2 separate regions of the Homo sapiens genome follow, and region 2 is linked to region 1. The links are chromatin loops, found by intact Hi-C in ENCODE. Cell type or tissue: heart right ventricle. All regions are shown on one strand. Each heading gives the region's core, and the rest is flanking DNA. Links, peaks and the distances in the headings are about the cores only. Region 1 has its middle 130 kb from the start of PPP1R3A. Region 2 overlaps PPP1R3A (protein phosphatase 1 regulatory subunit 3A).

Region 1 (6,722 bases), core at 1,874-4,373:
GGTCTGAACTTTGTCAGTTGGTCACATCTAATTCTAATGGGGAGAGTTGGGAAATGTAGCCTTCCTGTGTACACTGTAGGAAATTAAACAGCATAATAAACACATCATGTTGTCTCTGCTTTACGAAGATAATGGGAAAGAGACTAAATTGAGGACTACTCCTAGTTTTCAGTCTCCTTGGCTTTGTAATCACGACTTGATAATCTGGCCCCTGTCTACATCTTCAGCTTTATTTTCTCCCACATTCTACACATATCCTGTGGTGCAGGATAACTGTTTACATGTATTTTAAATACTGCACTCTCTCTTGAGCATTCTTTTTGCATATGCTCTGTCTCCTTTCTTCATTGTTTCCCTTTTTACATCCTGTCTCCAGGGAATCATCTCCAGCCTTTCTTCCATGACCCTATACAATTTTACAGTTTTCTGTTTTAGCATTTATCAAGCTGTGTTATAATTGATTGTAAGTTATTTGAAGATAGGACAAGTGCAGAGACATGTGTTGGGTAACAGATTTCATTTTCTTTCAGGATATTATAGTTCTAGTGCTCTGAGAGAAATCTAGTTATCCAACACTAACTACAGTATTTACTCAACTTCTTTCTGGTTTTCTCTCATTCTCTAGCCTTCTTTTGCATATTCTACTACTAATTAAGTGATTTTGAAAAGTATTTCAAATTCTTGAAAAAGAAATACTTTAATAAAAATAATGGATAATACTTATTATTCTAAGTATCTCACATGTATCAATTCATTTAATTTTCACAACAACCTTATAAAGTATTATTTGTCTATTTAAGAAATGAAATAGAGGCTGGGGCAGGCGGATCATGAGTTCAGGAGATCGAGACCATCCTGACTAACATGATGAAACCCTGTCTCTACTAAAACTACAAAAAATTAGCCGGGCGTGATGGTGGTTGGCACCTGTAGTCCCAGCTACTGGGGAGGCCGAGGCAGGAGAATGGTGTGAATCTGGGAGGCGGAGCTTGCAGTGAGCCGAGATCTCGCTACTGCACTCCAGGCTGGACAACAGAGCGAGACTCTGTCTCAGAAAAAAAAAAAAAAAAGACAAAAAAAGAAAAAGAAAGAAAGAAGCACAGAAAGGTTATGTAACAATTTTACACAGCTAGCAGGGGTTAGGCTTGGGATATGGAGCCAGGCAATTTGACTTTGTGGTCTGGGCTCTTTGGAACAGGTGTTCATCCTCTGTCCAATTAACAGTGGTAATTACAGTGACATTACTTAATACCAAGAATATGACTATATCAGTCAGAATCCAGATAGGAAAACAGAAATATTTTATTATAGTTCATTTAACAGACAAATTTTAATTTAGAGTGTTGGTTAAACAGTACTGGAGGGCTGAGAATGATTAAGTGAAACCCTGAGGTTACAAAGGCTATGCCCCCTACCATCCCACTCCTACCCTGCGCACGCTCACCTCTACATTTAATGGAGAAGTTGGGAGGCAGCAAAAAGAATTGCCAGACCAATAGTCTAATGATGCTGTATCTGTAAGGATGTAGTCAGAAATTTGTTAACTAGGTAATCTATAGGGTAAAAGGGAACTCTAGGGTGTCACTGAGCCAGCAACTACAGGATGAGTTCCTAAAGGAGAAAAAGGGAAATGGTTAAAATTGTTAAGACTTAGCAGAGGGGTTCTGTAGAGTTGAAACTCAGACTACAGAGGAGTCTGAGATCCCATGAGTCTGGGATCCAGACTTCCAAGAAGTGGATGCCAGACCACTAGTGTGTTTGTCTCATGGTGATAGTGGGGAGGTCATGAGGGAGCTAGTTTTGCAAGTGTTCAAAACTCTGCAAAACTGATTTATCTGCTTTTGCAGAAAGGAATTGCTACTGCTGGGATGAAGAGTCATTGCTATCATGATGCTCAGAGGAACAGTAAGGAGGCAAGAAGCAAAACAGGAGATATCAAGGCTCTTCCTCCTCCTTTCTTCTAGCAGAATCCCTCTAGTGTCCCCTATTGTCAGAGTCTAACAGAAATGTTAACTATGGAGGTGAAATGCTGAAATTTGCTTTGCAGAGTTGCATCACTAGTGTTGCAAAGCCAAGTATAGATGAGTGGATTTGGAGCTAAGAGACAATAGATTGATAAGCAGAACAAATGGACATAGGTCTTGGGCTATATGTCTGGAGGAATGTGCTTGCTAGAGATAGGAACCTTCCAATTTCAGTTGTAAATTGAGGAGTGTGCCCACAATCCTGAGTTTCAGACTGACACTGTGCAGTCCTTCTCAAGTCAGCTGGCCTGGGACCTAAGTTGATGGGCAATAGTCAGCAGAAGACAGAGAGGTCCATCTCCTTAATGTGTCTACAAATGTCAAAAATAAGGTGAAGGTAGGATGGTAAGAAACGCACTCTCTCAAATTCCAGGGGGTGTTCCTAGCAGATGGGGAGCTCATCCTGAGATACAGACAGTAAGGAGCTGGGCTACTTTTCAGCACATGAGTCGTCTCAGCAGGGGTGATTGTGTACCTAAATTGTCTTTGGACCTGGCCTCCAAAGATCTTCTCCCAGGTCCTCAAGAAAGAGGACTTATAAGAAACAAAGTAAATAGACTAAAAAAAAATTTTAATGTAAGTATCTGATGTGATTAAAGCAATTCATTGGAAAGGTTAATCTAGAAATGACATGTTGGATTAGAAGGAAGGAGAATTGGCAGACAAGACGCCCAACGAGACAACGAAGCCTATTGTCTGAACTAGGGTTCTAACAAGCAGACTTGAAACACAAAAACATAAATACCATTCAAGAAGGGAAAGAGAAGGAAAAAAGATGATAGCCAGTGAAACTTATCATGTTATATAGAGCCTGTTGTTATTATGCCCATCTCCTTTGCTGGATTCTGAGCAATGGGTATAGAAAGACATTTTCTTGTTTGCCATTCTTATTGGGGGTTGGAGGGAGACAGGCTCTAATAAAAAAGCTATGGCATTATTAAAAACACAAAAGAGAAAGACTTCCTGAAAACAGCATAGTGAGAAGAGTACTTCTGGTAGAGATTTAGAAGGAGGCCTGCACAAATACATGCGAGTAGTGTTGGCAGCTGCTGGACAGTAACTTGAGTGACATTGGCAGGCTCTACTTGTGACAATTGGCAGAGTCATGAGGTCCAGTGTTATCAGCAACTGGCATGCAGTTAATCGTGGAGTCAATAAGGCTGTGTAGTGGACAGAGAGGGCCACACATTTCTGCAGACTTCCCGTAATGGCTGCCAAAGAGAATGTATCTGCAAACTCCACAATCCTGCTGCAGGGAGGCACCACCTTGGGGAGCGGGCAATTATAGTAAGGATGATAGTGACAGTGCAGCATCTAAACTTTATTAAAGTTACCTGGCACCTTGCTAGATGTTACACATACATTGTTTTATTTAGTTCTTATAAACCAATTCTAAAGTAGGTACTATTATCATGATCCCTACTTTATAGATTATGAAATTTGGGCTTAGAAAATTAAAGTGAGTTTGTCAAGATCACATGGATATAAATGGAAAACCCAGGTTTACTTTCTCAAAAGCCTGTGCTAAGGGCTACCAGGTCTTGTAAGGAAGCTCAGGCCAATCATGACTTTCCTCACCACACTTTCTGTTCCCATTGTCCATCATCTCCTCCTAAGCTCATACTGGCTGGAAACTGAGGGTTCTATGTAAAGGGTTGTAAGCATAATGGATCAGGGTTAATAAAATACAGGTTTACATGCAAATAGGTAATCTTATTGCTCCCTCCTTCACAGTGTTGTTGCTTCTCAAATATTTGTAATTCTTGATCATGAGCTCAGGTTTGCAACTGGTATTTCCCACTACATTAACCACTGCCAACTTAAATTTGCTATAGATTTTTGGCAGATGCACTTTATTTGGTTAAGAAGCTCTTGCTCTATTCTCAGGTTTCTAGGAATTTTATTATGAATTGGTTTAACCCATCTATTTTATTTTTAATATTATGGAAAATATTTCCATTTTTAAAAGTTCTGTTTAGTTCTTTATCAATTTTCCTGTTCTTTCCTTCTTTCTAGCTTAATATTTATTATCATTTGTTTATGTCTTTTTTCAATCATTTTAAAATGTAGCACTCAGCAAGATACTTTGCAACTTTCTTTCTTTGTTGAGACAAGGTCTCACTCTGTTGCCCAAGCTGGAGTGCAGTGGCATGATCACAGCTCACTGCAGCCTCTAATTCCTGTGCTTAAGCTATCCTGCCACCTTAGCCTCCTTAGTAGCTAGGACTGTAGAGGCATGTCACCATGACTGACTAATTTTTTAAAAAAATATTTTGCATAAATGGGGTCTCACTATGTGTTGCCTGGGCTGGTCTCGCACTTCTGGCCTCAAACAATTCTCCCACCTCGACCTCCCAAAGTGTTGGGTTTACAGGCATGAACTACACACCTGTCCCACAACTTTCTTTGGCTCTTGTGACTCTGTTTTCAACTCCCCTTTACATCAGTGTGGCATCCTTCAAGGCTGTGAGGCATTTCCAGGACAGTCAGTCTCAACTACTCTTCATGAACTGGTTTAAGGGTACTTTTCTATTCCCATATGAGTAGTAATAATTCATTTCCCAGAGCTTCAGAACTGTGTCGTGTCTGATACCCTAGTCTCCTGTCATGGCATCAGTTATATATCTACAGCTTTGATTGTTCTCTTCATTTTTCAGAAGTAAGGATTTTTCCATTCTTTTATTCTTTCCTTTTCCTCTTTTTTAATGCTTGGCTATGATTTATGTATTTTTGTTTTATTTTGTCTAGTACGTCTACATATGTATGGGAAGAGGGACTTCTGGGTTCACTCAGTTCACCATGTTGCTGGAAAGCATTATAAAATATTAGTGCTATAATAATCATTTTTCTATATGCCCTTTATATGCTAGTTCAATTTGGTTTTTTGAGGATAAATTTATACATGTGAATCTTCTTATAGAAAAAAAATTTAGAATTATGATTAATTTTTTTCAAATTTTTATCCAGAAAGTTTACAGTTTACACTGATACCAGTAGTGCCTGAGAATACATGTTCCAGAGACATGCTGAGACTTAAAGGTTGAATAAAAGTTTACCAAGTGAAGAAGGGAAGAAATGCATTCCATACAGAGGCAGCAATATGTAAAAATGCAAAGAAATATTCAAAAATATATTTCAGGAGTTACAGGAGATTCACTAGGGAATAATGAAAAGATTATGGATATATGAATTATAAAATCCTTGCTTTGTCACTTCCTTACCCACATCCTAGGAAGGTGGATAAATTAATTAATCCCTTAGACCTGATTTTTGTTACTTGTGAAATGATGGTCATCCACATTTTAGGTTTCTTGTGAGTACTAAGTAAAATAATGTTAGCAGAGTACCTGGTAGGTGATCATTCATTTAGTAAGTTATATCTTATGTTGTCAAGACTAGAATATTAGGTCTAGAAGGGTTTATTTAGAACTGATACCATTTTTTTTCCTTTAAATATTTGTTAGAATTCACCCATAAAACCCATCTGAGGGTCGGGCGTGGTGACTCACGCCTGTAATCCCAGCACTTTTGGAGGCCGAGGCTGGCGGATCACAAGGTCAGGAGATTGAGACCATCCTGGCTAACATGGTGAAACCCCGTCTCTACTAAAAATACAAAAAATGCCCAGGCGTGGTGGCGGGCGTCTGTAGTGCCAGCTACTCCAGAGGCTGAGGCAGGAGAATGGCGTGAACCGGGGAGGCAGAGTTTGCAGTGAGCCGAGACGATGCCACTGTACTCCAGCCTGGGTGACACAGTGAGATGCAATCAAAACAAACAAACAAACACACAAACAAAAAACCATTTGACCAGGTGTTTCTCTATGCAAAGATTTTTAACTAAAAATTAAGTTTCTTTGGTAGATATAGAAATATTCGGGTTATATATTGCCTTTTGAATGAGCTTTAGTAGTTTGTGTTTTTTAAGGAACTGGTTCATTTCAACAAAGTTGTCTAATTTACTGGAATAAAGTTATTCGCAATAATTTATTTTTACCTTTTAAATATCTGTAGATTCTGTGGTGATGTCATCTCTCTCATTCCTGATATTTGTAATTTGTGATTTCTCTTTTATTTCTGATCAGCTTGAATTAAAGTTTATCCATTTTATTGCTATGCTTAGAGGGCCAGCTTTTGTTTGTATTAATTTCCTCTGTGGTTTTTCTGTTTTATTTTTCATTTATTTCTGTTCTGATCTTTATTATTTCTTTTCTTTTGCTTACTTTGGCTTTGGTTTTATTTTCTCTTTGTAGCTTTTTTAAGCTAAAAGCTGAGGATATTGATTTGAGACCATTCTTCTTTTCTAATCTGTGTGTTTAGCACAGAAAACTTGTTAGTGCTATTAAGCACTGTTTTGGCAGCCTCTCACAAATTTTGGCCTGCTGTGTTTTTCATTGTTTAATTTAAAATGCTTTCTAATTTTATTTTTTATTTCTTCTTTATCCAAAGAAGTTTCCATATCTTTGGAAATTTAAAGAGATCTTTCTGCTAATAATTGTTCTCTGATCATAATGGTCAGAGAACAATTGATCTGTGATTATAATGGTCAGAGAACATACTTTGTCTGACTTGAATAATTTAAAATTTATTGAAACTTGTTTCATGGTGCATATTATGGTCTATCTGGGTAAGTGTTCTATGTGCACTTAAAAAGAATGTGAATTCTGCTGTTGTTGGGAGAAATGTTCTACAAATGTCAGGC
Region 2 (6,722 bases), core at 2,809-5,308, 100 kb before region 1:
TTATATGTCATTAGCCAAAAACCAATTTCACATTGGAGAAAAATATAAAAGCAGATTTTGTACTGAACTTCGACTGGTTTAGTCAAAACGGTGCAAGCAAGTGGTTTGTATGTATAAACTAGCTTTAAGTAAAAAACAACAGAAGCCCAAAACCAAAATAAATAAATAAATAAATAAAACCCATGAGCTGAAGAGGAGGAGTTCTCTGAATGTGAAGCGGTAGATTCCATAACAGTATAGGCTCTTTTATGAAGAAATCTGTGACAGAGGATGGAAGAAACAAAATAGTTCACAAAAGGTGTGGGTGAGGGGTTGACAAAGAAAATGTGTAACACAAAATGTGGACATTTGTGAGGTATGCCTCAGTGCTTTGCGTTCATAATTTGCATATTAAGAAGTCACGCGTCTGCACGTAATGAATCCCCAACTAGTCTCTGACACAATAGACTGATAGTCCCTGGAGGCGTCATTATGGCCTATCATGTCAATGATCCGCATATTAATGACTCTCTTATACGCTCATCAACAGGTAGCCTAATAGGCTTCCATTGAGTTCTTTTTCATTTGCTTTATAAATATATCCTCTCTTCTCTTCCTTTTGTAATACTATTGTGAAGAATTGACAAAAAGGTGCATTAAGATGATTTTAATGTGTGACGTAAGTTCATCAAAGCATTAAATTTAGAAATAATGCTTTAAGACTTACTGAATCTGCGTAGAAAACTTTTCAAATGCTGTTAAATACAAATCCAGTTTAATAATAGGGTTCTTGTTTGGATTTTAATGCAAACTAACCCAATTTACTGTATTTCTGTTTTCCCTGATACATTAATTTATGGCATGATTAGCATAAGTAGAATAATTTGAAAATATGTTTGTAAAATGGAATTGCTTGAAAATAGATATAAATTCCAACAGATTTCATATCATAGAGGCATCTAACCACTTATAAAAACTATAAAGCAGTAACTGATAATACAAACAAAAACATAGAGTAAATACTAGACATATATTTGATTGCATAGCAATCCAGAAATGTGCCCAGGATCTAAAAAATGACTTCATAGCTTCTAAAGTTAATATTTAAATAAGATATTCACTTCATTGTTGTGGCTACTTTTAACATTCTAACTTGCTTTGGCATGCTTTAATTTTATTAGTCCAAATTATTTAAGATATCTGGTGTTTTTTTTAACAAATGTAAAATCTATGATTTACCATAAAACATATTGAAGCATTGCTTTTCCAGTATTTTTATTGAGTTATGCATCATTTCACATGATTTACTCTCCAGATAATGGGAGGGCTATTGACACACATTTGAAATTCTTTGTCAAGAGCCAGGAATGAGATAGAAGCTGGGAAAAAAAGTTGAAGTTTGGTACTTTGTTCTCTTTAAAAAATAAACCACATGAAAACATCCCATCTTGGGGAACATTAGAGGCCACACATGCTCAGGTGAGTGGCTGCAGTTTGATGCTGTGAGCTCACACCTGCCACCCTATTGGGTAAGATATTCCTCTCCTGAGGGCTGTCACTTCTGAATGATTTGATTTCAAAGTTCGGAAGTCTCATGTCCTCCTGTATTCATTCCTTCTCCAAACTCTTCCAAACATATACTGAGAATATTGGTTTACATTTAAGATCACCTTTTCTTAACAACAGTTTTCAAAATAATATGTTAATTCAAATACTATAGAGTTTGGAGGTTAGAGCTCAATATTTAACAAATCAGGTGACTTAGGTGAAGTTTGCTGTAGATTCCGTGGAGGAAACAGGTTTTGTTGAAATGGAATTAGTTAACTCAGTGGTCATGACTCTAATAATGATTTTTTATACAATCACAAAAAATTAGCATCTTTATAAAGAAAATAATGCCTGAAATTTAGTATCCCTAGGAAAAAAAACACACATGACAATACACTGATTATTTTTGAAGGCTGTAGGTAGTATAAAGCTGTCAGCACTTACGTTGTGAGGAAATTGTGGAGACAGAATTGTGGAGATAAGACTTCTGAGGTGGCAAGACTCTCAGCTGGACAATCACTACTTTCTTGCTACCCACCTGTTCCAAGGGTGACTATTGTTTAAGAACGCAGGTAAAATAAGGACTTTAGGCCAATAACTTTGAGTTTTTTGTTAATGGTATCTCTCTGAAGTATATTCAGTTGTTCCAGTATCCATAGCTGAAAAACATTTGTATTTTTCTCTCGATTGAATATGATTGGCAGGTTGTAATGGAGTTCTTTGGGCCAGCTTTATCTGTAAGTCTTCTTCAGCTTACAATTTATGAATGCTGCTTGTAATTATATCTCATTCCAAAGCAACCTAAATGTTTTTTGGTTCGCACTTGGACCTCCCAGATTCTACTTAGTTATGCATTAGATCCTGACAATTGAGTGCCTCTTTGGAGAGTACACAGCTCTACAGAATTGCACATGGTGCCCAATCCAATCAGAGAATTAAGTCTAAAATGTCTTTTCTCCCTATTTCCTTTGGGGTGAGCTAGAAAAAAACACCACCACCTACCACTTTGTCACAACAAAGCAAATTTCGACCTGTTATCCTTGGTAGGAACTGAAGAGTTAAAAAAATGAAGAAACTTTTGAAGAGAGATTTAGCAAAGAATTCTCCAATAAGATTGTTTTTCAGTTGCTTTTCTGTCTGCTGTTGAAATTTCCTGGATCAATAAGGCAAAGTACCTCTTGTTTTCAGTAAGATCAAGCTCCGAGGTACTGGGCAATGTTCTAACTTAGATATTGAAATAGAGAAGATTTTTAGAAATGCAACAACTCAGTTTTATGCAAAGATGAAGATAATTCAATGAAACAATCTGGTCACAAACATATTGGTATGTTCTAAGTTACTTGAATGCTTGAGCAGTTTAGTACAGTTTCCCCAATGGACTTGTGGTTTTCCATGGTTTATAGTCACATTTTAAAATTAATAAATTAGCTTATATAATAGGTATATTCGATGTATTTTTCTTAATCAATTATAGATACTGGTAATGTTTTACTTTTGAAAAGGTTTTCTTTGCCATAAATAAAATATCATGGAAATAAACCATTCCATTACATGTAGTAGAAATAATATAAGACTAGCTCACAAGCTATGCAGGTGAGATTTCTGTGGTATTAAATTTAAATTAATAATACTGATCTTATGATTTAATTGACAATTTATCCTTGGCTATATTGCAATTTTAGGTAAGCAGTTATTTCTATTGATTCTACCAGCATTTTTGTTTTTGAAAAATATTAAGAATTTTTTCAATTAAATACCTCTAAATGATACTCAGAATACTCCTTTAAGTTATACAGATGTAGAGCTCTTAAACTGCAAGGCATGTTATTTAATATTAAAGCTGAGAAGTGAAATTGGTTCCATTTTGAGCAATGAAGGGGTTGATGGGTAGTGGCTGCCTGGCTGTGTAAAAGAAAGGTAGTGGGGCTCAATATGACCGCAGCAAGGAAGTCCCTTTATCTGTTATCAGAGCTTGCCATGAGTGTTAGAGAGAAAGGTCAGCATGAGTGTATTGTATTTGTGGCCTTCTAATCTAATCCAGAGCTTTCACTTTACACATAAGAAATGTGATGCCCACAAAAAAACAATGTGTCGGTCAAAACCAAAACAAAACGATGTGCCTTACTGTGTCAGTTATTAGTCCCCAGATTCAGCATAGAAGAATATAAAGACATTTTTTAAATTCTCACTGTTTCTCTTGAGATTATTTTTTGCTTCTTTCAATGCCTGTTAATCATGCCAAACTGTATTCATTTCGTTTTCATTTCTGGCATTATCATCAAGAAACTGAACCTAATGCATCTTTTCATCCTTAATTCCTTCTGCATAGTTCCTTAAATTTGTTTTTCCTCAGGCGCTTCTCTTCACAATTAGACACTGATCCCTCTTTTAATCAAATGTTCCTCTTCCACTTTTGGTTTTATTCCTGATCAAGAGAAGACTAGCCAGTACTGTAACACCAAAGGAAAATATATTAAGCTGTAGTAGTTGGCTAATGTATTATGAATTTTGCCTATTGTTAAGTATAAGTCTTTACTTTCTTCCTTTCTTCAATATATGAGTGGCTATGAAATGGCAGAATTCTAGAAAGTCAATTTTTAGAGAAGCTGCAACATAACATTATGAAAAGAAACAGTCCACAATACACTATATAATTATTTACCCTTGGAAAACCTGTTCGACATTTCTGTATGTGTCCACTTAGTGCCAATGACATACTACTCTTGAGTGACTTTTTAAAAAATCTCAAAGGAGGCTCATATTTCTGATTTTAAAGGTCATTTATTTTCCTTTCTTTTGTGGAGAGAAGGAGAGCAAAAGAAATGAGATCACAAGCTTTGAACAAAGAGGGCTGGTCTGAACTTGAGTAATTTCACATTTACTTTTTAGCTGTTTATCATAGAGTGAGAGGTGATGCCCAAGAATTCCAAGTTTGGTCCTGTTTAGAAAATTCTGAGCACTTTCAGGCTGAGTGTTAAGGAGACACAAATACAATATTCATGACTCACTTTGGCAATGATCCCTTTTCATGCCAACATTTTCATTCCTCTTAGAGCAGAGTTAGACTTTGCTGCTTACAACCTAATCCTGCCATTCACCTTAACTGGTTGGGTAATTCCATCACATCAGACTTAGACTTTGTGGCATAGATCTTTAAGAGGTTTTGCTCGTTTTTTAAGAGACATATGGGGTTTTAGCACAATGGCATTATAGGACCTTTGGAAAAACCATATTATTATACTAAAAATGACTACATTTTGACAGTGTTAAAATTAATTATAATTCCAAAAGCAAAAGTGCAACATATCCAGAAACTGCAGTAATATTAACATGGTGTCTAAATCCTGGCACTGAATAAATCAATTGGGTAATGAAAGAAGGTGCAAATTATCATGCCAGTGTACGTTGTATTTAGAGAGGATACTTTTAAATAAAAGGTTACTGTCACTGAAGATCTAATGATTTTTCTTTGAAGGGTGCTCTTCTGATAATAAGGGTATATTTACATGGCTGAGCAAGTATGCTATCATGGACTGCAAATTTTACTCTTAGAAGTACCTTGAATATTAAAGATATGAGAGAATATGGTAAACATTAAAAATATAGATAACTCAGAGTAAAAGAAGCAGCATACAAATTGGTTTTTGTGATAATGTAGAATTAATGATCAGTGTGCCATTTACTACATTTCCTAATAACAATAATAATTTATTAAACACTTTCATGTGTTGGAAACTATGCTAAATAATTACTCTGTGTTAGGAGTAGGCAAGATTTTAGAGAAAAATGAGGCGCAGAGAGGTTGATTAAGTATCTTGACTAAAGTCAAATGGTGAGTAATTGAGTTAGTAAGTGTTAAGTAACCGGAAATACTGAGATTTGCATGCAGGGTTTTTTTTTTTTTTTTTTTTTTTTTTTTTTGCTTTTTTTCCACCACATATTGACCCTTTATGGAAAGAACACTAACATAATGACTAAGAAACTTGGAGCTAGTTATGGATTTGCCACTAGTTGGTTGGTATGACTTCTGCCATATTGTTTAACTGGGCTTTAGTTTTCTTTTCTCTATAAAATGATGGGATGAGACAATCCAAGTATGAGGTCTCTTACAAATCTGAGAGGAATTTGGCATAAAAAGTAAAATAAATCTTTCTGTAAGTTGCATGGGGCTCAGAGGTAAAGAGTCTGTAGAACTCACATTTTTGAATGATTAATAGCTGACTTAGAAACACAAATTATTTTTGCTTACTTATTTTATTAGATAGGTTGAAAATGTCCTTCAATTTCTACCCCATTGATGTTTCATTATTTTATTCTGTAAGTCACAGATGATGATTGGTCTATTCTACAATGTGTTTCTTCTTTCCTGGGTGCATATGAGATACACAAACATTTATTCTTTTGTGCGTAGAGCTATGGCATAATTGTGTGTAACTTGCTGGAAAAGTTTGAGATGTAAAGAGGCACTTCGTGTACCACATTCCTGGAGTCTGAGTGTCTGTCTGCAGATATTCTTTTTTAATATATGTAGTTAGACAAGCACTAGTGCACCTCAGCTAACTCTGAGGTTCCAGTTAAAAATGCAGATTCCCACTGCCCACTCAGAGATGCTGATTCAGTAGATCCAATTTTAGTGCACTTCAGCTAACTCTGAGGTTCCAGTTAAAAATGCAGATTCCCACTGCCCACTCAGAGATGCTGATGCAGTAGATCCGATTTCTGGCCCCTGAATAGCATTTGTACCAGGTCATTTTCACATAGGAGGTCTGTGAACCACATTTTGAGAGGCACTGTTTGGGTTTGAATTTGTGCCTCTTAAGCTAGTTGACTACCAATTGGCTGGTGCCCTGGGCTTTTAGTCTTTCATTTTTACTAAATTGTATCTTGGATTACTTGACATGTTGAGAATAATTCTTTTTTTTTTTACTGATAAAGTTTTTGCATATAATGCCTTAAGCTTGGAATTGCTTCTCTCCTTTTCTCTAGCTAAGGCTTCTTATTTAGGTTTCAGCTTACAGGCCATGTCCTTCTAGAAGGTATTCCTACCCCACTCTGTTCCTCAGGGAGCACACAGTTATCATACCCTGGCGCTGTTGCTTTATGTACTTGTCCACTCTCCCCATTAGCTTGTGAGAGCAGGGACTCCGTCTTGCTTTTTTGGTAATCCAGCACAACATTTCACAATTGGTGGGTAC

What was found. A loop is a pair of places that touch in the nucleus more often than their neighbours do. Peaks named below come from ENCODE experiments on the same cell type or tissue, not always from the same donor. Only the 100,000 strongest peaks of a DNase experiment are listed, where the experiment ranks them.
Region 2: it touches region 1 in a loop (4-fold over the local background); 4 of 110 quality-filtered maps call a loop at or near these places.

What each region holds. Positions count from the first base shown.
Region 1 is chr7:113,786,615-113,793,336 of GRCh38, reverse strand. No RefSeq gene overlaps it. Among named protein-coding and RNA genes, the nearest start is that of PPP1R3A, 130 kb to the left of the region's middle. In heart right ventricle, for the core only: no CTCF peak of the experiment used is centred there; a DNase peak (open chromatin) is centred at 3,146; H3K27ac peaks cover 442 bases.
Region 2 is chr7:113,889,811-113,896,532 of GRCh38, reverse strand. The region is part of intron 1 of PPP1R3A (protein phosphatase 1 regulatory subunit 3A); the gene reads left to right. Among named protein-coding and RNA genes, the nearest start is that of PPP1R3A, 26 kb to the left of the region's middle. In heart right ventricle, for the core only: no CTCF peak of the experiment used is centred there; no DNase peak of the experiment used is centred there; H3K27ac peaks cover 1,130 bases.